2 separate regions of the Mus musculus genome follow, and region 1 is linked to region 2. Evidence: chromatin loops called from intact Hi-C (ENCODE). Cell type or tissue: heart. All regions are shown on one strand. Each heading gives the region's core, and the rest is flanking DNA. Links, peaks and the distances in the headings are about the cores only. Region 1 holds the start of Rps4x (ribosomal protein S4, X-linked). Region 2 holds the start of Pin4 (protein (peptidyl-prolyl cis/trans isomerase) NIMA-interacting, 4 (parvulin)).

The links. Peaks named below come from ENCODE experiments on the same cell type or tissue, not always from the same donor. Only the 100,000 strongest peaks of a DNase experiment are listed, where the experiment ranks them.
Region 1: a loop joins it to region 2, with 6 times the contacts of the local background. A loop is called at or near these places in 2 of 42 quality-filtered maps.

Annotation. Positions count from the first base shown.
Region 1 is chrX:102,181,044-102,196,595 of GRCm38, reverse strand. Rps4x (ribosomal protein S4, X-linked) reads left to right here and starts at 7,205. Exons shown (of 7, transcript NM_009094.2): 1 at 7,205-7,298; 2 at 8,225-8,302; 3 at 8,594-8,774; 4 at 9,144-9,241; 5 at 10,029-10,200; 6 at 10,936-11,093; 7 at 11,465-11,655. The coding sequence starts at 7,296. The coding sequence ends at 11,566. It also overlaps the pseudogene Gm9103. In heart, for the core only: a CTCF peak has its summit at 7,153 (motif pointing right); a DNase peak (open chromatin) is centred at 7,265; H3K4me3 peaks cover 2,860 bases; H3K27ac peaks cover 1,397 bases.
Region 2 is chrX:102,110,761-102,126,312 of GRCm38, reverse strand. Pin4 (protein (peptidyl-prolyl cis/trans isomerase) NIMA-interacting, 4 (parvulin)) reads right to left here and starts at 6,844. Exons shown (of 4, transcript NM_027181.2): 1 at 6,749-6,844; 2 at 4,572-4,645. The coding sequence starts at 6,791. In heart, for the core only: a CTCF peak has its summit at 7,202; a DNase peak (open chromatin) is centred at 6,982; H3K4me3 peaks cover 1,585 bases; H3K27ac peaks cover 923 bases.

The DNA.
Region 1 (15,552 bases), core at 3,682-11,681, 70 kb before region 2:
TGAGTGCATGTGCCTGTAAAGGCATTGGAATGTTCCCCTGGAGCTGGAGTTACAGGGGTTGTCAGTCACCCAATACAGCAGTACATACTGAGCTGGAGAGATGGCTCAGTGGTTAAAAGTCTGCTTACTATTACAAGAGGACCCAGGTTAAGATTTCCAGAATCTGCATGGTGGCTCCCAAATGTCTGTAACTTCCAGTCCCTGGGGATCTAATACACCCTTCTGGCCTCTGAGAGCACTAGACACTCAAGTAGTACACAGGCATACATGCAGGCAAAACACTAATACACATAAAATAAATAAACAAATACAAATTTTAAAAGAGAGCAATACATTTTCTTTTTTAAAAAGATTTTATTTATTTATTATATATATATATATGACAAGTACACTGTAGCTGTCTTCAGAGGCAACAGAAGAGAGCATCAGATCCCATTACAGATGGTTGTGAGCCACCATGTGGTTGCTGGGAATTGAACTCAGGACCTCTGGAAGAGCAGTCAATGCTCTTAACCGCTGAGCCCCGCAATACATTTTCTTAGCCACAGAGCCATCTCTCCAGCCCTGGATTTATTCTAAGGCAATAATCCAACTAAAGGAAATGGCTATTAAAAGAAGCTTTCCAGGACTAGAGAGATGACTCGGTGATTAGAGTGACTTCTCTTCTATAGGACCCGGGGTCACTTCCCAGCACCTGCATGGCAGCTTACAACTGTCTCTAAAGCGCTCACACAGACATATATACAGACAAAACACCACTGCACATAAAAAATAAATATTGCCAGGTGGTGGTGGCACATGCCTTCAGTCCCAGCACCAGGGAGGCAGAGACAAGTGTAGCTCTGTGAGTTCTAGGCCAGCCTGGTCTACAGAGAGTTCCAGGACATTCAGGGCTAAACAGTAAAACCGTATCTTGAAAAAACAAGAAGGAAGAGGAGGAGGAGGAAGAGGAGGAGAAGAAAGAGGAGGAGGAAGAAGAGGAGGAGAAGGAAGAGGAGGAGGAAGAGGAGGAGGAGGAGGAAGAGGAAGAGGAGGAGGAAAAAGAGGAAGATTATGACAACTCTGTCCATCATAGCAATATTCCTAATAAAGAAAACGTAAGGATGTAAAGAAAAGGAAACTAAATGTTCAACAACAGAGAACTTTTGTTAATTATGGAGTAATCACTTAGTGGAATATGATGCAGCTGTTAAAATGATAATTATGGAAATTATGTACTGACTCAGTGCGTGTTTCTAATATAATAAAAGCAGAATACAAAATGCTAGGACTAAAATGAAGTAAAAGTATGCATGTGCACAAACTGATCAGAAAAAGCACAGGAGAGGGAACAAATGAAGACAGATGTTGTGTTCACGGTGTTTGGGGAGGTACTGTTTGCAATTTACTTACCACGTTCCAAATTCCCTTTATTATTGTTATAATCTCATTTGTGCATAAATACAAATTGAGAGAGAAGAGAAAATATTGAAAAGGATGTTTTGAGTCCCTCAAGTCCTTTGACAAGCTGTGGTAGAAAAACAAATAAACCAACAGCCTGGGAGGCAAGAGTTAGGGCTGTTCACCTCCCCAGCCTTTCCAATGAGCTGTGTGAACTTCATCCAGAGTTCAGCTCTGGCCATATCCCACAGTTGTCCCTCACTCCCAAGATGATCGTCTCCTGCCTTCTCTCTCTCTCTCTCTCTCTCTCTCTCTCTCTCTCTCTCTCTCTCTCTCTCTCACACACACACACACAAACACACACACACACACACACACACACACAATCCACACTGGCCTTGAACTTGTTAAGCAGACAAGGAGATAACTTTGATCTCTTTATCCTCCTCCTTCTGCCTCCCCAAGTGCTGACATTACAGGCAGGGTCCACCACTATGTTGGACCTTTCTCCTTGAATCCCATCACACCGCTCTCTTCAGTTATCCCAAGACTAAAAATCATACAAACTTTCATTATCCTGCCCCCTCCGATTTACTCCTAGCCCTCTATTCAGTCAGCTGTGCCTGGTTGTTTTGTTTGTTTCTTGCCACAGGGTCTCACCATATAGCCCAGGCTGGCCTCAAACTGTCAATCCTCCTGCCTACCTCAGCCTGCAGAGTGCTGAGATCACAAGTGTGTGGCATCATGCCCAACTTAATTGCTCCTTTCCAATAATTAGTTCTAACATAATTTACTAGAGATGTTGCCTTAGTTTTAAACAAAGACTTCTTCTCCCTCCTACTTAGCACTATCTAGGGAGAAGAGCTAAGCAATTTTTTCTTTTGCTCCTTGGCAGATTATTAATGGGGAAAGGGAATACAGAGGCAGAGATTTGTAAAACGGAACCTCTTGAGTCAGGAGCTCAGGTGTGGGAGGAATAGTGTAGTAGAATGGCAAGATGAGAAGACTGTTGACAAAATTTATTCTCCCGGCAGTGGTGGTGCACGCCTTTAATCCCAGCACTTGGGAGGCAGAGGCAGGCAGATTTCTGAGTTTGAGGCCAGCCTACAACTGGAACAACAACTCTACAGAGTGAGTTCCAGGACAGCCAGGGCTACACAGAGAAACCCTGTCTCGAAAGACCAACCCCCCCCCAAAAAATTATTCACTCAGCAACTATTTACCAAGTACTGGATGAAGTGTCAAGTTCTCTGTTAGTGGTGATGGGCCAGCTGTCCCGAATGAGTTAGGACAGGTCTGTCCTGGGGATGTTCAGTTTAGTAAGACAGCAGATGAGTCAATCACTCCTTCCTGCCTGTTGAACTAAGTGCTGGAGCTGAGCTTTGGAGCAAGGAGAACAAGGTATTAACCACTGAATGAATAGAAAAGAAAAGAAAAGAAAAGAAAAGAAAAGAAAAGAAAAGAAAAGAAAAGAAAAGAAAAAAGGAAAGGAAAGGAAAGGAAAGGAAAGGAAAGGAAAGGAAAGAGGAAAGGAAAGAGGAAAGGAACATCACCACTCCTAGGTATGATGGAGGAGAAAAGTTTATTATAGATATGTGAGTGGGCATAGCCAGAGGCAGAAACATCTGGAGTAGGCATGCCCAGACTCCATGTGGGGAGATGGGGGAGGGGAAGGAAGAAGGGCGAGCAGGGAAACCAGGTGCAGCAGTCAGGAGGTCCAAAGGAGAGCATGTAACCAAAATGTCTGGATTATATAAGGAAGAGCAGCCCAGGCCCCTGAGCTGCAGAGCTTAGGGTAGTGGGTAGGGTGTGCCAGCCAGGAGGGCCCTATAACAAGTAGGGGTGGAGGGATGCTAGCTTCCCCTTTGAAATGTTAAACAGGCACCTTAGTTCCGTCTTGAAACTAAAGTAGGAGGAGGACCCAAAGGGCCTGGGCAGCTCCCAGAACCCCAGAAAGCAGGGCTGTAGGCATCTCTAAAGCTGAGGAGTGGGATTAGGTGGTACCATGAAGAGGACTGGACTGTTCAGAGCAGTTCCAAGCTGAGAAATCATGGGGTCCACAGACAGTCTTGAAAGAGCCAGCCTCTGCGGATGGCGGTGGTGACGCATGACTTTAATCCCGGCACTTGGGAGGCAGAGGAAGGTGGAGCTCAGGGAGTTCGAGGCCAGCCTGACCTACAGAGTGAGTTCCAGGACAGCCAGGGCTACACGGAGAAACCCTGCCTTCAAAAACCAAAGGAAAGAAAGAAAAAAGAAAGAGTCAACCTCAAAAGTGTGGATCTTTCAGGCTGAAATGGGACAACAGCATGCACCTTGCGCGCGCGCGCGCGCGCGCACATACACACACACACACACACACACACACACACATACACACACACACACATACACACACACACACACAGAGCTCCCAGGGTAATGGAACCTGGTGGAAAGGGGAGGGAGATTTAGGAGCCAGACGATGGAAAGGAGTGCTGTCCTCTAGGTACGACTTGGCCAGTGTCCTCTTGAATTCAGCAGCTGTAATTTTCTGCATAAGACCTGTGAAAGATCCAGTCATTAACATTCCAACATGGAATGGGGGAGGGGCTCATGAGGCCTCATCCTTCATTAGAGAATTAATGGCTTCGGAAGAGTCATTTTTCTTCAGGGATATAGTCACTGTTAAGTTACCCATGGTCCAGGAAACAAACCCACACCCACGCACATGCAAGTCAAATTTAAGTTCAAACAAACGAACTTAGTTGTTTGGGTTTTGTGGAGGGTTTTGTTTTGCTTTTGAGATGGAGGTTTCACTTTGTTGCCCTGTGTCACTACACTCAGTTACTTCAGTGAGTTATTTTAAGAAAGAAAGAGGAGCGTGGTGGAGCATGGTCTTGACTCTAGCACTCCAGAGGCAGATGCAAACAGATGCTGTGCATTCTGGTGAGTTCCAGGACAGTTGGGGCTATAGAGTGAGACTGCGTCTAAAAAACGATACAGAAACAAAAACAAAAAATACAAGTATGAAGAGGGCATATTGGGAAGAAGGGCCCCAGAGGGAGCATGAAGCAGGTGGCAAAGGGGGAATGGGCGTGTGTGAATACAACCAAAATACATTATACACTTGTGTGTGTGCATACACACACACACACAACTGTGGGAGAATCAAGATGATATTATTTCTTTTTAAGTATATAAAGGAGCTAGAGAGATGTCTCAGCTGTTAAGAGCACTTGTTCTTGGAGAGGACCTGAGTTGAACTCCCAGCATCTACCTGGCAGCTCACACTATGCATGACTCTAGTTCCAGGGGATCCAAGGTTCTCTTCTGACCTCTGGGAACAGCAGACATGCAAGTGGTGCACAGACTACATGACACCAAACAGTCATAAACAAGAATAAGATAAATAAGACTAGAAAATAAATTAATTGTATTAAAAGCTAATCACAAAGAAGTAAAGACTAGTGGCTAACAGCACCTGGGGAGGATGGAAAGGATGGTGAACAGATACACAGTAGGGTAGTGATGGTTGAAACGATTTGGTTGGATGCTTCAAAAGAAGTAGTAGAGAGGATACTGAATGCTTCCAACACAAAGAATTTATAAAGTTCTGAGGTGAAGATGTGGCAACTGCTCTGAGCTGATTATTATACATTATATACATGCATAAACATGCAATACTGTGCCCCATAAATCTGTACACTTGGTATATATCAATTAAAATAAAACTAGGGCCGGGCAGTGGTGGCACACGCCTTTAATCCCAGCACTTGGGAGGTAGAGGCAGGTGGATCTCTGAGTTCGAGGCCAGCCTGGTCTACAGAGTGAGTTCCAGGACAGCCAGGGCTACACAGAGAAACCCTGTCTCGAAAAACAAACAAACAAACAAACAAACAAATAAGGGGCAGGAGAGATGACTCAGTGGTTAAGAGCACTGACTGCTCTTCCAAAGGTCCTGAGTTCAAATCCCAGCAACCACATGGTGGCTCACAACCATCCATAATGAGATCTGATGCCCTCTCTTCTTGTGTGTCTGAAGACAGTGATAGTGTACTCACATATAATAATAAATAAATCTTTAAAAAAGAAGAGGAAGAAAAGAAATAAAACTATAGGCTGGCCATAGTGGCACATGCCTATCATCCCAGACCCTGGGACAGGAGACTGAGGTGCATATTTTACATATGAAAGCAGACCTGGCCTCCAGATTCTCCCCGCATCCCTCAATCCCTAGCTGGCAGACCCTGCCCCCAAGCCTGAACTTCCCAGCCCAGGAGGTGAGCTGCCTTTTCCCCAGAAGCTCCCTATATAATCCAGATATTTTCCTCTCTCTCTCTCCCCTCTCTCCTCTCTCTCTCCCCCTCCCTCCCTCTCTCTCCTCTCTTCCTCCTCTCCCCCTCTCTTTTCCCTTCCCTCTTCCCACTCTCCTGTCTCTTCCCCCTCCCCCTCTGTTTCCCCTGCCCTCTGTTTTCCCCTCCCCCTCTCTCTCCTCCCCTCTTTCTTCCCTCTCCCCTCTCTTCCCCCTCCCCCCATCTCTTCCTTCCCATTGTGACTCCCCTAGCCTCAGTCCTTGGGGCCAGTGAACTTGCCCGAGAGCACCTTTCCAATAAACCTGCATTTAATATAATCTAATTCTGCTTGATTTGTCTCATTTCACCTACAGTGGCGAAGTAACGTATCACCCAGCACTTGGGAAGATGAGGCAGATGACCTCTCTCAAGCTGCAGGTCAGCCTAGCCTGTCTAGAAGAGCCTGTCTCAAAAGTTAAAAATAAAGATATAGTCTGCTTGCTTGTACTATATAGACTGTGGGGGTGCATGCCTGTAACTCAACTCTCAGCAGAAAAATGATGAGTCTGAGACTACCCTGGCTTACATAATGAGGCTCTGTCTCAAGATGTATATTTCAGTTTGAGGCCAGCCTGGTATACAGAGTGAGTTCCAGGACAGCCAACGCTGCACAGAGAAATCCTGTCTCGAACCCCCCCCCCAAAATGTATATTTCATTTGCATATATATATATATATATATGAAAAAGTGACTCATTCCCTAGCAGCCACTAATGATAACAAATAAATGATAACAACTGCACACACACATATGAGAGAGAGGGGAGGGACAGGAGAAAGAGGAAAGGTGAGGCTGAAAAATACCCCTTTCATAATAGTTTGAAGGGACTGGATCTTTGGGTTTATGATGGGCAGACTTCATCGACCTGTGGGAGGCCACAGATAACTAAGAGAGCAGAAAATGGTGAATGAAGGGCAGCCAGTGCCACCACTCTAACACAGCAGCTTCAAAAGTAGAACAGCTAGGTCTACATACTGGCTAGGCAAAACCAGATACTCTCTAATGTTCCCTCTCTTCCACTTACAGTACAATAAATGTCAAATGTGTTCTACAGGAGTGGATGCGCAGGATGCCAGGTTCAAGCAGAGAGCCTACCATCTCACCCTGGATGGCTCAGTGCCTCAGCAATCTTTACAAAAGCAAAGAGAAACATGCCGTTGGCCAAACCTTTCGCTTAGCATGGGGCTGGCTGATTGGACTGGTAACTCTGGAAGATTAGAGAAACTTTGTATAAGAAAAGTATCGAGTATTAAAATGTATCTTTTTATCACTCAGCCATCTAACAGAACTCTCCTTGCGGGCAGTTATCTGGTGCGATTGGTCTGGGTATCCCCAGCACTCATCACTCGGCACAAAGAAGAGAAAGGACTGAGGAAAAACAGTTTTTGGGAGATTCTCTCAGCCTCAGTTTCCCAGCCTGGGACCTCTGACCTCCCACCAGCAGATGGCAAGAGAGAGTCCCCGCCCGCTGGGAAAGTCTGAGGCTGGGCGGAGCAACCCAGGCTCCAGCGCGCGCGCAGCCTCCGACCCTAATTTCTTCGTTCGCCGGAAGAAGGCGAGTCTCTTTCCGTTCCTAGCGCAGCCATGGTAAGGCAGGGGTACAGCGAGCTCTTGGGTTGCATCGGCTTCCATCCTCCCTGACCGATGCTGCCCGGGTTATCAGGGCTCCCGCGGTCGACTACAGGGTGGAGGCGAAAGCAGCTCTGCTGCAGGCTGGCAGAGATGGGCTTGGCGGCAAGGGAGAATACTGGTCTGAGCTAGGATGGGAAGTCTGCCGCAGAGGGCAAGCAAGGCCTTGGGCTTAATCACACATCCCCTTGCCCAGGGAGAAATGCTTTTCCACTTGGGGAAGAACTTCGAGGGCCCGGGAGTGCAGATTGAAGCTTTGGGCATGTGGGCGCAGGGTCTGCTTGAAGGATTAGCTCTTACTTGTGCATTTGTCTATCTTTTGGCACGGACTTACTTTATATGTTGTGTAGCTGGTAAGTGTACGAAGCATTACAAAAAGCTTCCTTCCGCTTTCGAATGTGAAACTTCGACTCTTTAGTATACAAAGGAGCAGTACACGTGGTAGTGCCAGTGCCGGAGTTAGAGTTTATCTTTGTACCAGAAACCTTCGATCCAGATGGCTGTGTTCTAATACTATACTTTTCGATTGACAATTGAGATACGGTCCTGGGCCATTTTCTGTCCCTATCTGCCTGTGCGTCTAGGGTTGAATCACTGGGTAATTCGCAAGTGTGCTATGAAAGGCTAATTTTTGTGAGCAGGCATAATGGAGACATCTGGCATAACTGTAAAAAATGGGAATCGCTAAGGTGCGAATACTGGGTTTGGCCTATTGATGCTTATCTGTCTTTTCTACGTTTTACTGGGACCCGGCGCTTTCAATATTGCCCACATTTTGTTAATTGGGAAAGTTCGAAAGTCAGTTCATTGAAGGATTTACGCCGTAGGCTTTGCTGGAAAGACCTGAAACAATGTAACAACGTTACTTTGAAAACTTCTTCCAGGCTCGTGGTCCCAAGAAACACCTGAAGCGTGTAGCTGCTCCAAAACATTGGATGCTGGATAAGTTGACTGGCGTGTTTGTAAGTATTGTGGTGTGAAAGGTAGACATACCTTTAACAAGCATATTTGTGGAGTTGAATGTAGAGAATCTTTGGCTGTCTTAAAGACCTGTGTCCTACCTCAATTTTGATACATCTGTTTCATCTACTCCATGTATTCCATAGTACACTGATGGTGGATACATAGACTCAGGTCTCAAAGTAGCAGGCCTCATTCTTTGGAGGAGAAAATGTTGAGGAATCTTCTAGCGACCCCCCCCCCATGTAAAATAACCCAAGTTTTGGTGTAGTAATTTTCCTAAAACTTTCCAGGCTCCTCGTCCATCCACTGGTCCTCACAAGCTGAGGGAATGCCTGCCTCTCATCATTTTCCTAAGGAACAGACTTAAGTATGCCCTGACTGGAGATGAAGTAAAAAAGATTTGCATGCAGCGATTCATTAAGATTGATGGGAAAGTCAGGACCGATATAACCTACCCTGCTGGGTTTATGGGTGAGTAATCAGGATCGGTAGTGGCCACAGGCCCTTAACTCCCAATAGTGGCAGGTGACTGGGAAAGTGCCAGGCTTTCCTGGTCTTCGTCTTCACCCCTACCCTGGCACGGTAATATGGAGAGGTTTGGCTACTGGGCTTTTATTCCTTTTTAAATTTTGAATTTCTTGCTACTCTCCCATACAGACCTACTGGATCAGAATCTCTGTTGGGCTGTTACTTAAATATTGTGGGGATAGCTTCTGAAACCCAAATTCCCATTTAAAGTTTATGTGGAGTCTTGATAAAATGGGCTCACACACACACATCCCCCAGCTCAGTTAGGAGTGTAGTGAGGGTTGCTGTGGTAACCTTATTCTTTGATATCAGATGTCATCAGCATTGACAAGACCGGAGAGAACTTCCGTCTGATCTATGACACCAAGGGTCGCTTTGCTGTTCATCGTATTACACCGGAGGAGGCCAAGGTTGGTGTGGCAAGCGGGCTGGGTAGTTTCCTCTAAAATTAGTTTCTAAGTTAGATCATGGAAGTGAGAGATGAGTCAACAGATTTCATTAGAATTGTGTGCCTAGAGATGAGATCGATGGGGACCTGTTGCATGGTTTAACTTACTGGGTACTCAACCCCGTTTCTCACGTGGCAAAGCACATGCTTGATCTCGGACCTACACCCCAGCCCCTCAGCCTCTGTAAGGTCTGTTGCTAGATATCTTGGGGTGGAGCTTTCTTGTGGCAATTAGAGCACTGACTTTTGGTGTCTTGTAGAAACACGACATCCTTTCTTGGGATTAATTTTGAAGTATTCCTTGGAACATAAAGGAGTTGGCAATCTATTTGGCATGTTGCCATGTCTCCATTTGTGGGTCTACCTTTGCTTTTTGGGTGGGTTAGAGGTACAAGAAACCGGTAATCTTTGGGGCGTTGGTTTAATTTACTATCTTTGCTTAGTTCAGTTTTAGGTGGCTTTTCACGTAGGTTTAGGGCTTGAATTAATGGCTATAAATGAAGGTTAATTCAATTGATGGTGTGGCTTCTGGTTTTCTTACATGCTGCCTTGTTGTCAGTAGGCTGAAGGGCATGTCCAGTGACCACTAGAAATTTGATTTGATAGACAAGTTGCTAATACCGTTGCTGTTTGGAGCAGAGTGCACAAAATGTGATTTTTTTTTTTAAGCTGGGGATTGGCCCCAGAAACAACTATAACAAGGTATATATGAGTTAGATTAAATGTATTTAACCCTTTTATACTTCTAGTACAAGTTGTGCAAAGTGAGAAAGATCTTTGTAGGCACAAAAGGAATCCCGCACCTGGTGACCCATGATGCTCGTACTATTCGGTACCCTGATCCCCTCATCAAGGTGAACGACACCATTCAGATTGATTTGGAGACAGGCAAAATAACTGACTTCATCAAGTTTGACACTGGTAAGCAGCAGCTGTCCCCTCGGTGGCTTGTAAGTTTGAGCTTCTGGGGTTTTTTCCCAAATGTAAGTTTAGTTGAGCTTTGTGAATCACTTGATGCTTGGTGCGGGGTCTTTTGAGGAATTTTATCACTTTCACTGGTCTAAATGCTTGGTGGCTGAAAAGAGGTACGAAAGCCACCTATTAGTGTAAAACTGTTATCAGCTGATCAAGTTAAAGGTGTGATGGGAGGTTGAAGGCCTGACTGAACAAGTCAGGTGGGACTCTGTCTTAGAATAAAAAGGAAGGCTGGAAGTTTAACTCTTAATAGCCTGCCTGCTGTGCTCAGTCCTGAGAGCCACCCATTCTTGGGCTAATGGTGATGTAACCACCTTTAAGGTGCCGACATGGTCCCTGGAATATGACAATGGTAACCAAAGTGTGTCTTGGAACTGGAGGTTATCCAGGCAAGAGGTACTCAGTCAGGACTTGAGAATTCCTCGCGTAGACAGACACCTTCGTTTATATTAGCTGCAGTTAGGGGTTGGAGCAGATCTCGAGGCTGCAGATCTATAGAAGTTAGACTGGTGGGAGGGCTAAATTGACTTGACTTTGGTTTGGGGCACCAGTTGCACTGCTGCTGGTGATGGAGCCTGGGGCTTTGTGCAAATTTAGCAAGCGCTCCCTTAATGTAAGCTTGTTACATTGGTGATTGTTGTGGTGTGCTGTGCTTGAAGCAGATTGTTTCTTCCCTCCTAGGGAACCTGTGTATGGTGACTGGAGGTGCTAACTTGGGAAGAATTGGTGTAATCACCAACAGAGAGAGACATCCCGGCTCTTTTGATGTGGTTCATGTGAAAGATGCCAATGGCAACAGCTTTGCCACTCGGCTGTCCAACATTTTTGTTATTGGCAAGGTAAGTCTGGATCTCCTCTCCCAGCAGTCTCTGGAAGCATGGAAAGACGACAGTGCTGAGCATCTTTGGAGTTAATAGAACCAATGAGCCATAGCAGTTTGATTCATGAGCAGTGCTAGTAATGGAATAAATCTTACTAGCTTGTGGGTATTTTTCTTAGAAATAAATGATCATGTGGTGTTAAGTATGAAGGGTACTGTTGTCCATATATAGAATAGCCACAGCAACCACAGCTGGTGATATATATACACTGTGGTATGAGTCTCAGGACCACCTGCCCAGCAGCCACCATGACTTTGGATCTAAGAAATAAAGTGACAATTGTGTCCTGTGCCATCCTGCTAATGGGGTTTTCTTCATTCTTTTTCTAGGGTAACAAACCATGGATCTCTCTTCCCAGAGGAAAAGGAATCCGCCTCACCATTGCTGAAGAGAGAGACAAGAGGCTTGCGGCCAAACAGAGCAGTGGGTGAAATGGTCTCTAGGAGACATGCTGGAAAAGTGTTTGTACAAGCCTTTCTAGGCAACATACATGCTAGATTAAACAGCATGGTGAAACTACTTTTGGTTTGCTGTTGCTTTTTTTTTTTTTTCTCAAACATAATTTGTTGATGTTTTTTGGACATAAATACTCGGGTTCATTTAGATCATGTAGTGCCTAGCAAGTCCTAGGTGTTTCTAATGAATTTGACTTCTATCACTGGGCTTATGCTCTTTGTAAGTGGACTGAGTGCTTAGTCCTGGCTGGTGTAGAACCTGGGAGTGAGTCTTCTGCATTTAGAATGCTATTATAGGTTGAGCTACCATACCTAGCCTCTTTTGCCTTTTAGCAAAAGACAGCCTTATTATTCCCAACTGGTTGTCACATACCCACCACCCCCTCCCAAACAAACCCATGTAGAGTGAATATACAAAGTCTTGAACGTATACCAAAAAAAAAGTGTCTCCCCCAACCCACCCCTAATGCACTGGTATGAAGCTGGGTGGCCTGTCTCAAGAAGTGGTAGGTTTTGTTCATCACTTGGCCTGCTCTGAAATTTTATCAGTCTCTCCCAAGAGTTATTGCCTTGATTTGTTTGTCTCTGGGGGCCTCCTTCTGGCTTGATTTGTAAAATCTTAAGCATGTGTCAGCAGTGAGGCTGACAAATATCCCTGAGATAAGATGGATTGAAATAAACAAGCTTATCCAGTATGGTTTATGTCCCAGCAGCAGGATGGGCTTTGTACCCCTGTTGGCAGTAAGATTTGAGGAACAGCTGGTATGTGTGTCAAAGCAGACCTTTATAAGTTAGAAAATGAGTGGGAAAAAAAGGCTAGCTATGTGCTGGTGATAATAGTAATGGAGCTATCGACTCCTGAGTTAGAGAGACACAAAGGAGCCTTAACTGCTTCCCTTCATCACTCCCAGCAGCCCTCCAGCTGCAGGTGATCTTGGGAAGCTCCGTAGTGAAGCTTCCATAAGGTCATCCATCCTTTATGATGCCCTGGGACATGATGATATGATGAGGTAATGCAGATGATAAGTTACCTCTCACCTGGGTATGCTTTTTAACACAACACAGTATGGTCCTCCAAGCTGCACTCTGGTGGAGGAATCTTTACATTGCTCTGTCTGGTTATTGACCTATCTGGGGTTAAAAGATGTTGACACCTCCCCATGAAAATTTCACTCAATACTTGCTGTTTCTCTAAATTTAAAAGACAGGGCCTAAATATGTGACCTAGGCCTGCCTCAACTTTTCAATTGCTGGGATTATAGGTGTTTTCTGAACAGATATTCTCAAAAAACAAGAGTGAACTCTACAGCAGAGATTTCCCTTTATTCTGCCTGCCTCTCTTTGTTCCAATACTATAAAACCAGGGCTGTTACCCAGTCCCATTGTAAATGATATTTGGGGAAACCTGAATCTCTATTCCTGGGCTATTATAATCTCTCATATTTGGATCCAGAAGAAAATCTCTTAACCTCTTTGAGGTTAGAATTGTGGTTTTACATCAACAGCACTTTACACTGGTATGGAGGAAGTTCTATTAGGAACATTCTCAAACATACCAAAAGGTCAGTGTCAAGTACAAATCACCTAGAGAAACAAGCTCCATTTCTGCTTGTTAGGATTCTGCTGTCCTTGCTTTGTTTGGTAAGCTACCACACAGATGTTCTTGTTTTCAGAAGTTGACCCAGATAGCTGGGACTACAAGGGTGAACCACTACACCTGGCTGCCTTAAGTTTCTTAGGGAAAAAGATACTTTATACTTAGGGAAAGTGGCCTTAGTTAATGTGTGCCTATGGTTTAGAGAGGGAGCAGGACATTCATGACTTAAGCTACACGGCAGGGCAGGGATGGCTTTCTCTGGGCAGGGGAATGGTGCTAGTTAATGTGATCAAGCCAACATGAGTCAGGCTGTTACCAATCCCCAGGTGGAAAATTAGAATTATTAGAATAAGCTATAGTAGGTTTCCAAACAAAATGGTTTGTATGCACTGTCTAAAAAGAAATGAGAAGGGGGACTAATGTGGTGGCACCCACTGGAATTTAAAAACAAGTACAAATCAAAGTTGGATTTTAATAAGCCTAACTTAAACTGGGAGTGGTGACCCACACCTGTAATCCCAGCCCTTGGGAAGTAGAGACAGGTTTAGGAGTTCAAGGGCATCTTCAGCTACATAGTTTGCAGCCCTTCTGAGTTTTAAGCAACCCTGCCTCAAAAACTCCAATAGGTACCATTAACCTACCAAACTTCAGCAACAGAACACTATAGAGCACTGGCTACTCCCCCTGGAGATCATATGGCAGAATGAGAATTGGGGCTTGCTGCCACTACCCAGAATCACAAGACAGTATGCTACTAAATATGAGTCCAGTATGCATGAGGTCCTGGGTTCAATCCCCAGTACTACTCAAAAGAAAGATTAAAACACTATACTCGGCCGGGCGTGGTGGCACACACCTTTAATACCAGCACTTGGGAGGCAGAGGCAGGCGGATTTCTGAGTTCGAGGTCTACAGAGTGAGTTCCAGGACAGCCAGGGCTATACAGAGAAACCCTGTCTCGAAAAAACCAAAAAACAAACCAACAAATAAAACACAACAGGCTGGAGATATGGCTCCAAAGTTAATATTTGCCAGCAGAGCCAGAGACAGGATTCCCTATGAGTTCAAGGCCAGCCTGATCGCATAATGAATTCCAGGCCAGGGCTATATATATAGTAAGACCCTAGATTTATTTATTTTTTTTAAAGAGCATTTAGGGAAAACCTAGGTTCAGTTCCTAGCACCTACATGCCAACTCACAATCATCTACACACATAGTGCACATACATACATGTAGGTAATACACGCAAAAAATCTAAAATAAGGCCCAATATTCCATTGGGAACTCCTTATAACTAGGGGATTCTTACCCAATGCTGTTTGTCTTCAATGCTGAAGATTGACTTTAAGGCCGCCCAGGTGCTGGGCAAGCAACGGTAGACAAGTCTGTGACTAATGAACTGTACCCTTAGGTCCCAGGTAGCTCATGCTGCTCTCAAACGTGCTATACAGTTGAGGATGACCTTGAGTTTCTGCTCCTCTTGCTTCCGCCGCCCAGGGGCTGGGATTGCACCATACCCAGTACATACGATGCTTGGAACTGAATCAGGGGCTTTGTACATGCTAGGCAAGCATTCTACCAACTGACCTACACCTCGAACCCAAATACAAATTACTACTGAACCATGCCCCCAGTTTCCTGCTCTCCTTTTATTGTGAGACAAAGGCTCAATAAATTGTCCCAAATTGTTCAGACTGACCTTAGACACACCTTGTAGCAGTATCTTAAGGTTTTTTTTTTTTTTTTGCTTGTTATGGATGATAAAAGGCTGCAACAGAAGCAAATTAAGGAAGAGAAGGTTTAGTTTAGTCCAGTCCATCGTGGCAAGGAACTCAAGGAGCTGGAAGAGGTGGTCATATCACATCTGCCATGGGAAACAGAGGGATGGATGCAGTCCCTGCGTGCTGCTCAGCAACTGTTCTCCACTTAGGCAGCCCAGCATCCCATTTAGGGAATCCTATTGCCCAAAGTGAATGAATCTTCCCACTTTAATGAATATAATCAAGATAATCCTCCCTACCGGCAAGCATGCCCCGAGGCCTCTCTTTCAGATGTTTCTGCATTCTATTTCAAGTCTGCCCCATCAGCTTGTCAGGCAAACACACCGCTTTTAATCCAAACCTTTCATTTGTGTACTCACAGGATTACGACTGTTTTACAATATAAAATTCACTCACTTCCCCACCCCCACCCCAGCAATGGGCAAAGAGACACCTTGGTGGTGGTGTCAGGGGCAGAACAGATGTTCAACCTAGATTAATATCTGGCTTGGTGGCCAAAGCTGTTTTATGCCTAGGACTCATAAAAATCAAATCAAAGTAAATCCAGGCAGTGCAGCTCGTGCGGAGGAAGATACAGATACAG
Region 2 (15,552 bases), core at 2,936-10,935:
ATGAGGAAGTCAGAAGACATTTGCAGGAGTCAGTTTTTCCTCCTACCACATGAATCCTGGGGATTGAATTCAGGTTATAAAAGTTGCTGGCATGGCTCAGCAGGTAAGAGCACTGACTGCTCTTCCAGAGGTCCTGAGTTCAATTCCCAGCTACATCATGGTGGCTCACAACCATCTGTAATAGGACCAATACCCTCTTCTAGTGTGTCTAAAGACAGCAACAGTATACTCACATATATAAAATAAATAAATCATTAAAAAAAAAGGAGTTGCTGGCAAGCACAGCTTGTATAGAATGTGTCTAGTCCTATCCAGAGGAGACAGGTATGCAAGCTGGACAGCAAAGGACAGCATGTTGGGGGGACAAGAATCGCTCAGATCTCAATCTGATTTAACTACAACTTCTAGACTGGTTCTCTCACTGAGCATGGCAGTGTATACCCATAAACCCAGCACCTAAGAGGCTGAGGAAGGACGATCATAAGTTCTAGGTCAGTCCTAGGTACATAATGAGTTCAAGGACAACCTGGACTAAGAACTCTAACTAAATAAGCAAGAAACGGAGGGAGAGGAGAGAGAAGATGCTAGGGATGTAACCCAGGACACCAAGGAAAATAAATGTTGTTGGTAAGAGTTGAAGACCAAAGCCTTCTACCCCTTGGTAAATGTCTTAGCTAAGGTTTTACTGCTATGAACAGACACCATGACCAAGACAACTCTTATAAAGGACAACATTTAATTGGGGCTGGCTTACAGGTTCAGAGGTTCAGTCCATTATCATCAAGGTGCGAGCATAGCAGCATCTAGGCAGGCATGGTGCAGGAGGAGCTGAGAGTTCTACATCTTCATCTGAAGGCTGCTAGTGGAAGACTGACTTCCAGGCTTCTAGAGTTGAAGGTCTTAAGCACACATCCACAGTGACACACCCACTCCAACAAGATCACACCTCTTAATAATGCCACTCCCTGGGCCCAGCATATATGAACCATCACAGTAAATTATTAATAGCTAACAATGAAATTAATATCAAACTAAATTAATGACTATATAATTAAGCATTATAAATATTATTATGAAAATACTAACTTTTTTAAAACATGAAATCAGTACATTTTCATTTAAGGGATTTTCTTTTTTCTTTTTTTCTTTTTTTGGTTTTTCGAGACAGGGATTCACTGTACAGTCCTGGCTGTCCTAGAACTCACTTTGTAGACCAGGCTGGCCTTGAACTCAGAAATCTGCCTGCCTCTGCCTCCCGAGTGCTGGGATTAAAGGCGTGTGCCACCACACCTGGCTCATTTAAGGGATTTTCAATTCCTTTGCTGTTCATTCAGGTCATTTATGTTCAAGATTTTTGAAAACAACTTTCTCAAAGAAAGATGCTTAGTTCAGTTATACTATTAGCTCTTTGTTCTTTTAGCTCTCCTTGAATTAAAGCCAACTTCAAAGTGCTAAGTGCTTTCCATGAATGGATCGCATTAAATCCTCACGTTAGCAACCCTTGAGACTAGACTGGTGTTTGCTTAACTCTGGCAGCACACTTGAAAAACCTCCAGAGCTGAAGACATTCAGGTCCAGGACCCAAGTCCAAAGAACCGGATGCAGCAGACCTGAGGTGCCCGTGGGCACTGGAGGTTAGCTCTGCAGGTATATAGCAAGCTAAGCCCTCAACACCCAGGCTGAGAACCACTGGCTCAAGTTACCTGCTGACTGTAGCTCAGTGCTGGGTGGCTTGAAGTGAAAAAGAAAGAGCTGCGGAGCGACACTGAGGGCCATCCATGCTAGAGTTACAAACCAGGTTTGGGGTTCCCATCACCAAGACTGGGTCTCCCGAGCAGGGCCTAGAAGTTTGGGTTCAGTTCAGAGAAAGTGGCCTACTGGACTGACCCCAAGGTGAGGGCTAGCAGGTGAATGCGTATGAGGAAAAGCAGTCAAGGCTCCCTAGTGAAAGAAGATATGGAGGACAGAACATAATGGAAGCTAGGCGGTGCTGGGGAGCAGAGTGGGTTTTAGAACCTGAAATCTAGTTCAACAGATAGGGAACAGAAAGAGGGAGCCTCAGTAGGTGTGACTCACAGCTCCTAGTGACACAGAACAGCATGTGGGTACAGGGGTGTGGTTGCTTCTAGGGTTCTTGTGGTGCCAGAACATTTGAAAACAACAAAACCACTAATATCGTTCAGCAGGTAAGGCTAAAACAAATGTGGGACTTCTATATCATGAAACAGAACTTAGCAACACACAGGAACAAACTATTGTCACAACAACCGCAATGGAACCACCAGAAAATGACACTGACACTCGCCAAAGGTCATAAACTATATGATTCCATCCAATGTTACATTCTTGAAAGTATTAAAGACTGGGCATAGTGGCACACGCCTTCAGTTCTAACACTTGGAAGGAAGAGGCAGGTGATTTTTGTGAATTTGAGGCCAGCCGAGTCTATATAGTAAGTTTCAGGATAGCCAGGGCTACACAGTGAGACTCTGTCTTAAAACAACAACCCCACCCCACACACAAAATAATAATAACAAAAAACTCACTCAAAATGGGATAGAAAGACAGGGATAGGTTAGAAGCCTCTAATTCCAGCATTTGAGAGGTAGAAACAGGTGGGTCATAAATCCAAAGCCATCCTTTGCTACATAATGAACTTGAGGCCACCCTGGGCAAAAGAAGACTGTCTCAAAAAGAAAAAGTATGCTGGGCAGTGGTGGCGAATGCCTTCAATCCCAGCACTTGGGAGGCAGAGGCAGGTGGATTTCTGAGTTCGAGGCCAGCCTGGTCTACAGAGTGAGTTCCAGGACAGCCAGGGCAACACAGAGAAACCCTGTCTCAAAAAACAAACAAACAAAAAAACCAAAAAACAAAAAAAAAGGTATGTGTTGGGGTAAAAGCAGAAGGAGTTATAAAGTTATAAACAGGCAACACGGTCTGGAGAGATGGCTCAGCGGTTAAGAGCAATGATTGCTCTTCCAGAGGTCCTGAGTTCAAGTCCCAACAACCACATGGTGGCTCACAACCATATGTAATGGGATCTGATACCCTCTTCTGGTATGTCTGAAGCCAGTGACAGTGTGCTCATATAAATAAAAATAAATCTTTACAAAAATAAAGGAGCAACAGGAGGCTCTTTATATAGGGTGGAAGGCTTGAGGGGTAGCTCAATATTCTGAATCAGTGTCAGTATTCTGACCATGCCATTGAACTATAGTTTTAGAAGATGTTACTATTGAGGGAATCAGGCTAAAATATAAAGGCATTAAACAAAAAGCTTAATAAAAACTTAATCCTGATCTACCCTCCTACCTTAATTACATGCCATTCTTTTCCATTTATCTACCATAGTGCCATACTGGACTTGGCTCTTTGTGAGGGGACCAGATGGCTACTTGAAGCTATATGTGCTACAGTAGTCTCATAGGTTGGAAGGTTTGATCGTCAGTACAACTCAGTAAAGAGTGCACATAGCCCAAATAACCTTATCCATTATGAAGACCAACATGCCAGCTTTCAGGAAGCCCAACAGAGCCAGATGCCTCCCACTCCAGACTGTAACAATGACTACTTCATCTTCTGCTATATTTCTGAGGCATAGGTCTACTGAGTAGAACAGCTCAGTTCACATTTTCTCTCCATCTTTCTCTCCCCCTTTTATGCTGCATGTGTATGGTTGAATTTGTAGGCAGAAGCAATGAAATCTATTTTCTTTTACCTCCTGTATCCTGACCCAAACATGGAAACTCCTTGTTAGATAGCCATAGTAGTACAGTTCTGTTTGCAGACACTCCCATGGGATTGGTTGCTTAAGCGCTTCCAGTAATAATCTGGGGACTGTGATGGTTTGTATATGCTTGGCCCAGGGAGTGGCACTATTAGGAGGTGTGGCCCTGTTGGAGCAGGTGGGATACTGTGGGTGTGGGCTTAAGATCCTCACCCTAGCTGCCTGGAAGCCAGTATTTTGCTAACAGCCTTCGATGAAGATGTAGAACTCTTAGCTCTGCCTGCATCATGCCTGCCTGGATTGCTACCATGCTCCCTCCTTGATAACAGACTGAACCTCTGAATCTGCAAGCCAGCCCCAATTAAATGTTGTCCTTTATAAGACTTGCCTTGGTCATGGTATCTGTTCACAACAGTAAAACCCTAACCAAGACAGGGACTATCTCCCACCCATGGTCAAAGTAACAAATGTGTGTGCATGTGCATCTGGAGGTCAGAAGATAATCCTTTCTAGGGTGCCATCTACCCCCTTTTTCGTTTTGAGATAGGGTCTTTCACTGGATTGAAACTCACCAACTAGGCTTAGGTCTTTTCTCAAGCACTTTAATGACCGAGGCTGAAACCCCAGTCGCTAAGTTAACACATTTAAAGGAACAGTGCTAGAAGTGTGAAAATTCTACCTTTTAAAAGTGAGACTGGTTTTTGGTTTCCAGTTTTGTATCATCTTGAATTTAACTTAGTATTAAGCCTCATAGATAAGGACAGGTTACTCACACTGTCTTTTCTATGCATACCCACTTACTAATACTTTACATGGAAAAGAGGAGACACATAAGATAACTCACCTTTACTGCATTGCCACCACCTTTAGGACCCTGAGACTTCTTGTCAGCACTGTCACTCCCAGAGGCTGCACCTCCTTTAGAAAAGAGAGGATAGGAACTCATTTCGACTGTACTTTGACATTTATAGATAGGTCCAACTCATAACACAAGGTAACCCATCCATTACAGCCCCAAGTTCCAAAAGGCTACATGGTGAGTCATGCAATCAAGTTAACTTACTCTGTGACTCATCTCTAATAACAGGAAATGTGCCGAACAAAATACTTCACAGAAAACAGATAAAGAAATGAGTGTGGGCATGGATGCAGGCACTCCAGAAGCCTGGGCCAGATTCTTTAGACTCCATTCCAAATCTTGCCTTCTAACTTAACACTGCCATTATATAAAATAATACAATTTCTATTATATTCTGTGACAGTGTGTTTGACACCTGAAATTCTAACATGCAAAATCTCCAACAATGCATTTTGAGGGGTTTGGTTTTATTTCAGAGTGCTTGGTGTGTGTGTGTGTGTGTGTGCATTCTTTTCCCCTTCAGTCTACCACAACAGCTACTGATATCCTCCTGGAATCTGCTACATTCAGGCTATCAAGCATTGGTAGCACATCTTACTTCTTTTAAGTTTTGTGTCGAAGGCAGCATATTAAGTGTTAGAGGCCAAGGTGTCTAAGATTAAATTAAGTATTTAGTTTAACAACTGTTTCCTAAATAATTCCCCAGTTCAAGTTCTTGGGGGTACACAGTGAATAGGATTCAAAGCCGCAGCCAAGGAGCTCGTATCCCAGTGAGGAAGAGAGACCACATTCTGAGAGTCCGACAAGCGAGAAATTGTGGAAGGGAACACATATGTCAGCTAGCCAGGTACCACCTGATGGATGAACAGGAGCTGAGCAGCTAAAGGACAGTGTACCCCTGGTGACCTCACACTCAGGTCCTCCTCAGCCTCCCACTGCTGTGGCATGTCTCTGCAGTGCCTCACCCATTTCTCAGACCTTTCTTTACAACATCTTGGTTCCTTGGACCTCTGGGGTATCACTCTACTACACTCCATTTATTTGTCTCTTCTCTGGGTTCCTACAACCACAATCTTAGTTCAGGCCAACTCTCTCTCTTACCAGAACTACTGAAATCATCTCTCTCTCTCTCTCTCTCTCTCTCCCTCACTACTCTCCCCTCTCTGTTTGTTTGTTTGTTTTTAAGACAGGGTTTCTCTGTGTAGCCCTGGCTGTCCTGGAACTCACTCTGTAGACCAGGCTGGCCTCGAACTCAGAAATCCACCTGCCTCTGCCTCCCCAAGTGCTAGGATTAAAGGTGTGCGCTACCGCTGCCCGGCTTGAAATCATCTCTTTAAAGGACCTCCTGGCCCCTAACCAACCTTAATTAACACCATATACAGCACACCTCATGATTTAGTTTTCTTCTGTTTTAATTTCCCCAACTTGCTTATTTGTTTTGAAGTTTTACTTCAGCGATGCTATACTAAACTGCCTTTGGGGCTGGCCTCTCCGGGTTGAGGACTCTTTACCCTATTGCTGCTGCTTATCTCAGCCTGCCCAAAGTATCTCCAGTTTGTTTCTTTACCCTCTTTCCACCTTCTATAACATAACTCTCACAACTACATTCGGCACAGTACTTAGAGGCTACTATCTTCCCCACATTGTCCAGCGATGAATAAGAGTTGTCTTAGTTTTCTAGCCTGAAAGCACAATGTTGTCCCCAACAACGGTCTTCAAGAAGCGAGTCCCTCCTCATGTGTGTGTGTAGGGGAGGGGAGGGGGGGGGAGGTACGTCCTGTTAGTTGTTAAGAGGCCTAGATGGACTAGATTGATCACTAGTGTAGGCTTCCTTTTATTGCTGGCGTTTCATCAGATTCAATTTTAGTGGGAATAAACCCCAGGTCACGAGGAACCATCCCCAGCAGCTTCTATTGCCCGCCACGAGGGTCCCTGCACTGAAACCTCATGGATACCCTGAACCACAGCAGCTCCTCACGCACTGATCTTTCCTTACCACAAGAAGCCCAAACATAAACCACAGCGGCTCAGGGTGCTCCCGGTGGCCCTGCTGTCCGGCTTATGATCACCTCCCTCCCCCACCCCACACAGCTGCAGGTCTACTCCTGTCCTTCTCCCCATCCACCCCTACGCTCGCTCCATGACTGTCTCGGCAGGTCTACCTTTCCCTCCTTTTCCAGAACCACTTTTCCCCTTCGGCGGCATCTCTTAAGCTGGCGGATGAACTCTCCGGCAACTGTTCCGGTGCTAGCAAAAGGACCCCTCAGGCCCCACAGGTATGTCCTCCGCAATGCCTGAAAGCAGCGTCACAATCAACTATTTCTGCTGCGGTTCCAGAATCAGGCATAGCTTGGAACAGACCCAGTCCTTTGGTTCTTTGACCTATAGGAGCTAGAGATGTTAGACCAATGAGAAGCCGAAGCCTTACGGGGAGGCGGGAACAAAGGTTGCCCAGAGACGAGAAAGCGCAGCCTCTATTCTGTTCTTCAAAGCTTTTACTTGCCCTCATTTGCACTTGTTCTTTGCTCTCTCTCGCCCCGCCCACTTTTTTGTGCATGCGCAGTGCGAGCCTCAGGCCACTGCAGTTCTTTGGCGTGGGCTTTTGCTTTGGGGATTCTAGACAAAGGGACAGCAGAGGGAGTTTAGATAATGGCCTTCTTCCGTCCTCTCTCCGACTGACACAGACCTGCACTCCCTAATGGCTTTTCTTACTTACTTGTTTGTTTATATTTTTGCAGCAGTAGTTGATGGGGTACAAAAGATGGAATTTTTTTTTTAAAGCCTATCATCCCATTGCCTGTGACAGGCAGAAGTCTGTCATGGAGAAACATTGGAAGCAGCCTAAATTAATTTTAAAATAACGATTATAAGCTGTGTGTACAGAAATAGCCTTAAGGAAGATTATAGACCAAGATGTAGAATGTGATTTTTTAAAGTTATATATCCTGGAGAACATAATCTATGCACCTAAAAGACAAACAAGGCATTAATGCTGTTCAGCAGGATAGCATGTGACCACTCGTGTCAATCTATATAGTATTCATGTCTCTGTATTTTTCCAGAGTTCTTTTCTTTTTTCCTTCCTTCCTTTCTCTTTCCTTCCTTCTTTGCTTCCTTTCTTTTTTCTTTTGATACAGGGTTTCTCTGTATGTAGCCCTGGCTGTCCTGGAACTCACAGAGATTTGCCTGCCTCTATCTTCTAACTGCTGGGGCTTAAGATATGTGCCACCACCTTCCAGCTCAAAGTTTGTATGACAGCACAGCATAAGGCAATTTAAAGCTTGGATTCTGGAGGCACATGACCTGCTTTAAAACCCCTTCTACTAGTCCTGTGACCTTGAAGACGCTCTTGGGCTCAGTTTCCATCTTCTGCGAGATGGTGTTGTTAAAGTATCTGCTTATGGAGTATCATGAGAAATAATTTCATAGTCGATGACTAACTGGGGGCGTTTACTTAAGATGAATAGCTTTTGAATTTGCATCCCAATGTGCTCTTGATCTCTCTTTCTCACTCAGTCTCTCTTTTTGAGACCAGGTCTTGCTTAGTAGCCTAGACTGTTCTGGAACTTACTATGTCCTCCTGCTTCTGCCTCTCAAGTGGTGGGAATCATGTGCCACTTGGATACATTTTTCTCTTTCCCCCACAATCCTCCCCTCCTCTACCAATAATTTTCGTATATGACATCTTTCCCTCTATTCCATGAGATCACTGTCCTATCTTGGCTATCTGACTCAGCTTAGTTTTTGTCTGTTTTTGCAATACTGGTGATCAAATTCATGGCCTCACCAAGGCCAGGCAAGAGCTTTATGGTTGAGCCACACCCCAGGCTAAAATTTTGTTGTTGTTGTTGTTTGTTTGTTTTAGATAGGATCCCACTATGCAGCCCAAACTGGTCTTAAATTTCCAATCCTCTCACTTCTGCCTACTGAATGCTAGATTATAGGCCTGTCCCACCAACCTAAGCTAAATTTAGCTTTTGAATAGTCTCTGCTGGATGTGGAGGTGACTCGTGGGCCCCTTTGTTTTATGATGCTATGACTTCTGGATGAATTTTGGTCCCTCCTTATTTCAGATTGATAGTATCAGCTGTGGAGAAGGTTCCCGATATGGAAGGGATCATTGCTTTTCCACATCAGAAATGGAACCCCAACCCCCATCTACTGACTTCCCAGGTCTGGTTGAGAGATGGGGTGGGGTAGTCAACAGTAATATGGTTGATTCTTGCTTAGGGCCAAGTGGATCAGATTATGTCTTTGTGTTTGCTTTTGCTTTGATTTTAGTTGGGACTGGCCTTCCCTGTAAGCAGTGGCTGCACCAGTGTTGGAGTGGGAACGTGGCAAGCCAGCATTCAAGCCTCAGTGAAAAGTCATTATGAAAGCTGGCCATGGTGGTACACACCACTCTAGCACTAAGGAGGTTGAGGCCAAAAGATCGAGGTCAGCCTGGGCTACACAGCTAGGATCTGTCAAACAGGGGTGGGGGTGTTAAAAACAGGCTCCAGAGCTACGGTTTAGTCAGTGAAGTGCCCACCATGCAAGCGTGAGGACCTGAGTGTGGCAGTATATGCTCATCATCTCAGTGCTAGGGAGTCGGTCACAGGAAGATCACTCATCTATCTGAAACAGCAATTCCCAGGTCCCAGTGACAGACTTGATTTCAAAAAGATGGAGAACTCTTGAGGAATGACTCTCAAGGTTGACCTCTGACCTCCACATGCTCACACACTTATGTGCATATATGTGTACATGCACCCACACACATGCAGAACAGGACAAAACTTGAATGGATGATACAGCTGACTTGGAACCTTGTGAAACTGTATTGCAGTAGATAATCATGGCTACAAAGACAATAATCAAGCCTGTGTGTATGACTGAATTTGTCCAAAGCAGTGCCTGAAGAGCAATAGCTCCAGGAAAAGAATAAACAGTTGTCCACTGCAGGTCCAACCGGACATATATAAAATCGTGTACTCAGGCTCAGTTGGTTGAGTGCTTGCATAGCAAGTATTAAGCCCTGGATTGGATGCCCAGCACCATGTGAAGCCCTGGATTGGATGCCCAGCAACATGCATGTGTTGGCATATAGTCTTGGGAGGTAGAGGTGGGAGAATCAGAAGTTCAAGACCATCCTCAGCTACATTGTGAGTTTGAGGCTAGCCTGGGCTACATGAGATCCTAGCTTAAAAAAAAAAAAAACTATAGGTAGGTGGTGGTGTTATATGCCTTTAATCCCCAGTACTCAGGAGGCAGAGGCAGGCAGTTCTCTGAGTTGGAGGCCAGCCTGGTCTAAGAGCAAGTTCCAGGGCAGACAGGGCTACACAGAGAACCTTGTCTTGAAAAACCAGAAACAAACAACCAAAAGCTATATATGATGTCAACTATCCAGTATACATCATAAAAAACTTGGTGAAAAAAATGGTGAAAATTGCAGTATTTGAAATGTGAATTTATAACTTTCATTTTCATCTGTTAACATATGCTGTTATATCTCTTGTTATGTATTTTTTTTAATTCAAGAAAGGCAATAGGCAGGTATAAGTGGTACATGCTTTAATTCTTGACACTTAGGAGATACAGGTAGGTACATAAGAAACTCAAGTCCAGCCTTGGCTCTATAGCCAAGGCCAGCCTGGGATACATAAGCGCCTATCTTAAAAACAGTAGAAAAAGAAAAGGGTAATGTTATCAGAGAAAGAAGCAACAAAAAAGCCCACTTCTCTACAGGGTTAAGTGTGCATCAATCTGTGGAGTCGGCCTGTGGAGGACTGTGAAGCAGAGTGACAAATTAGCTGAATAGAGGGCAGAGGGAGCAGAGAAGAGGAAGATGCAGTCTGGAAACCATGGTAACATCGGCTGGAGTGCAGGAGTGACTCACAGCCAGTAATGGCTGCTAGCTGTATTTTCTCGTAATTATCTGCTCTGACTGAGGCATCTACGCATGGTTTGAACAAGGGAAATCAAGAAGGGAAGCTGGCAGCCCTCTTCCCAGGGAAAAAAAGGTTCACAAACCTTGGCCCAGACTCACTGCCCATTCCACCTGCACCAAAAGCAAGAGGCTATGGTTTCTCATCTGTTAGTGATCCCAACAATACTCTGATAAGAAAAGCTCGAAACAACAACAGAGAGATCACGTTGATCTCATCCCAGTGGACCGTGCATAGGGATCTCTGGGCCCTACACTCTGCAATCAAGAGTAGAAAAGAGCTGATGTGGTGGAGCAGAACTTTAATTATGCTTAATCAGGTTGTTTTTCTCCCTGATTTCAATCATCAGATGTGACCCTTTTCTACTCTTTGTTAGTTACTTTGATTGTTTTTATTTATTTATTTATTTATTTTTTTTGAAACATAGTCTCTTTATGTAACCCTGGCTGTCCTGGAACTCACTCTGTAGACCAGGCTGGCCGCAAAGGCACAAAAATGCACTTGCCTTCCAAGGGCTGGGATTAAAGAAAGGTATGCATCACCACTGCCTGGCAGAGAGTAACTGATTTTTCAAGAGGTCTGCAGAGAGATAGACCTCTATCCCTGTTTCTTTAGCATTGTGTAAGCAATGTATCAAGTGGGTGGATTCTTCCAGAGACAGTAGAGAACAACCCACATCAATGGTATTGTTCTAGGATACAGAGGCTTTCTCTTCAGCTTCTGTGTGACTTTGGTTTGGTTTATTTGTTTGTTTAGTTGGTTGTTTTGGTTTTGTCTATGCAGAGCTGGGACTTAAACTCAGGACCTCACCCATGCTTTTGACCACTGAGCTACATCTCTTTGTGTTTCCCCAGCAGATTTGTTTGTAAGATGGTACTATCACTCTAGAGGAAGAAGCTTGGAGAAGTCAATGATCTGCTCCAAGTTTTCTGTTAGATGGGCTCTGTGGCAGAGTTGGTCTCTCAGGTATGTGTGTCACCCAGATGGTGCTTTCCAGCTCCAGAAGGAAACCCACAGATGCCTAGCTTCCCCTGTTGCCCGTGTCTGTTCCCCAACTCAGCTACCCAGGGACCATTGGAGGGCACTGTGAGGGCCAAAAATGTGCCCTATAGCAGGACATTAAAGAAGCCAATCCCAGCATTCAGGAGGCAGAGGCAGGCAGATTTCTGAGTTCGAGGCCAGCCTGGTCTACAAAGTGAGTTCCAGGACAGCCAGGGCTACACAGAGAAACCCTGTCTCGAAAAACCAAAAAACAAACCAACAAAAAACAACAAACAATAAATGAAGCCAATCTCTGGCTTATGCAGGAGCATACTGGTCATGCCTAGTGTGCACCCTCCCCATCTGATGTTCCGGATTTCCCAGGTCCCAGAAGCCTGGAGGTCAGGAGGAGGAACCCTGTAGAGATTGGAGTGCAGGAGGGGAGCACTGTAGCTGAGCAGAGTGGGTGTTGAGGACAGCTTTGTGTACCTACCTTGACTTGTGGAACTCTTTTCCATGCCTGGGACATCCATAGATGGTGGTGTACATGGAGGCCAGACGTCAACCTCGGGAGCTATCCATCATGGTTTTGGAGACTTCCCTGGGTCTCTTCTGGGAACCTGAGGCTCACTGAATTAGGTGAGGCTGGCTAGTCAGCCAGCCTCAAGGAGCCAGCCTCCTGTCTCCACCTTTCCAGAACTAGGATTAAATTTGTGCCACTGCACCAAGTTTTGCAAATGGGCGCTGAGGACTGAATTTCAATCCTCATGCTTATATGGTATGCACTTTCTCAACTGAGCAATCTCCATAAGCCAACCCCCTTTTTGAGATCTTGCTATTTTGCCCAGGCTGGCCCTGAATTCTAGGACTTAAGTGATGATCCCATCTCTGGAGTACTTGAGACTACAGGCACCAAACTGGGCCTTCTCTATAGTGAACATGTTAGATTTTTTTTTCCACACTCACCCATCTTTCTTTCTTTGTTTTGGTTGTTGTTCTAGCATTTCTTTTTTTTAAAAAATTATTATTTATGCCTGGGCCTTGTGGTGTACACATTTAACTTCAGCATTCAGGAGACAGAGGCAGATGAATTTCCATGAGTTTGAGGCCAGCCTGGTCTACATAGGGTGGTCCAGGTCAACTAGGGCTACACAGGAGACCCTCCATCAAAAGAATAAACACTACAAATGGAAACATGTATCTATTTGTTTGTTTCCTCTCCATCTCTGTCTCTATCCCTGTTTCTCTCTCCCTCCCTCTCCCTCTCCCTCTCCCCCTCCCCACCCCTCTATGTATGTATTCATGCATGTACCACAGCAAGTGTTGGAGTCAGAGACTAAGCTGTAGGAGTGTGCTCTCCCTTTCCACCATGTGGGTTTCAGGGATTTAACTCAGGTCATTAGACCTGACAGGAAGTGCTTTCACTCCATGATTCATCTTGCTAGCCATTTTTGTAGCATTTCAAAATGACGTCCAGAGTTCAGTGAACTCCATTCTTGGACACCTGATTAGTCATACTGTTAACTTCCTCACGAATGCTCTTAGGCACTGGCCCTTCTCCTCCTTCCCCCTGCCAGCTTCCTGCACATTTTATATACCTTTGGAGCAGTGTCGGCATTGATTCTTACCCACCAGTGGCATTTAAAGGCAGCTCTCAGATACAGAAATCTGACACTGTCACTCTCCTAACTGAGGCCTTCAGTGGTTCTCCTTCATCTAACAGAATGGTGCCCCTGTCTTTAGCCTGCAGCCCCAAGGCCTGTTATGCTGATACCTGCAGTCTGATGTTTTGCTAACCCCCTTGGGTTCCCGACACCCAGGTACCATTTTACAGCCCTTTCTTCGCCCTCCATGTTGTTCTCCCTGCCTGGGGTGCTTTCATTTCTTTATTTTTTTATGTTTAAAATTTTTTTAAGACAGGATTTTTTCACTGTAGCCCAGACTGGCCTCAAATGTGTGACCTTACTGCTCTGCCTCCTGAATGCTTAGATTACCCTCCTGTGATACCAAGACTGACCGATCTGGATAACTATGCTTCAAGACTGAGGGCTTTTGGTTTTGTTGTTTGTTTGTTTGTTTGTTTGTTCTTCATTTTGTGTTTTTGAGACAGGGTTTTTCTCTGTGTAGCCCTGGCCATCTTGGAACTCACTCTGTAGTCCAAGCTGGCATTGAACTGAGAGATTGATTCACCTGCCTCTGCCTCCTGAGTGCTGGAAAGGTTTATTTATTTATGTACTTTATGTATATAGGTATTTTGTCTGCATATACATCTGCACACCAGAAGAAGGCATTGGATTTCTTGCTTGTGAGCCACCATGTGGGTGCTGGAAATTGAACTCAGGTCCTCTGGAAGAGCAGCAATGCTTTTAACCAATGAGCCGTCTCTCCAGACAGCATAGCTCCTTGAACCTGGGGCTTCTGTTTTCTCAACTAGGCTGGAAAGAAGCAAGCACCAGAGGGACTCCTGCCTTGTCTCCCTTCATAGCTGGGACTGTAGGCATGTTCAGGACGCCTGCCTTGTTACATGGTGCTGGGATCTGAACTCTTCCACAAGATTGTGAAGCAAGTGTTCTTAACATCTCTTCAGGCCTGGAGGAGGTTTCTATACAAGACAGTGTTATGCTATTGGCTGATGGTGCTTTTTACTTCTTTTATATCCTTGCTAAATCAGTGTAGTTACACTAATTGTTGAAAGAGGAATATTAAATTTCTCTAATGTTGTTGTGGATTTATCTTTTCTCCTTTCAGTTGTAATGTTTTGTTGTTTTTTTGTTTTTTGTTTTTTTTTTACTTCATATGATTTAGAACTCCATTACTGGATGCATAAATGTTTAGGATTGCTTTATCTTTTGGATGACCTATCATTTGATCATTCTGGGATGACGTTCTTTAACCCCGGTAATACTTGCTCAGAAGCTTATTTTGATATTAACATAGCCATTCCAAATTTCCTTTTATTAATGTTAACATAGTATAGGCTTTTTAAAATTAGTCATAGTTCGATAGAGGAATAAAACCAATAGAATATTGAAAGGAGACTCATTCAGTTGGCTTGTTTGATATAGCGTGGGCAGTTAAACAATGGTTGTCTTTATAAGGAGAGGCAGAGAACTTGGTAGTTGCTCTAATCAATAGCCTGGATGATTCAGCAGTCATAACCTGGTGCTGAAGGTCTGGAGGATTTGTGGAGAGCCATTGGTTTTCAGTCGATTTTGGAAGCTTGAAGAAACTGGGTTTTGATACTAGCAAAGGAACATGGCAATTAGTGACATCAGTAACAGGGTAGACAAACTTATCATTGCAAGCTGAGGGCAATTGGTCAAAAAGCAAACTTCCATTTATTGGGCTGCCACCAAAAGGTGCTGCACACATTTAGGGTAGGCCTTTCCACTTTAGGTAACTTGATCAAAGGCTAGAGAGATGGCTCAGTGGTTAAGAGCACTGGCTGTTTTTGCAGAGGTCCCAGGTTCTGTTCCCAACATCGAACTGGCTATTATGGCTCATAACTGTCTTGTACCAGGGGATCTCACACCTTTTGGCCTCTGCAGGCACCAGTCATGCAAGTGGTACACAGATATACACGCAGGCAAAACACCCACATGCATAAAATCAAAATTAAAAAAAAACAAATAACTTGATCAAGAAAATCTCTCACACAGGTGGCTTCTCTCTTAGTTGATTCTAGATCCTGTCAATGTGGCAACCACAATTAGCCATTGTACTTTTCCATCTTTTTACTTTTCTTTTCCTTTGAGGCAGGATCTCACTATATATCCCCAGCTGGCCTGCAACTACTCTATGTAGACCAGACTGGCTTTGAATTCACAGAGATCCCCTGCCTCTGCTTCCTGAGTGCTGGGATTAAAGGCATGCATCACTTTTTACTTTAAAAATGATTTAAAGTTTTTTTTATTTGTATGTATGTCTCTGTGTTAGTACATTTACACGTGTTCTTCTGTCCAGGTAGGTTAGAAGGCATCAAATTCCTGGGTGCAGAGGTTGCAGACTACTAAAGCATCCTTCCAGCCCCCTGTGCCCTGTCATTTTACCTTTAACTT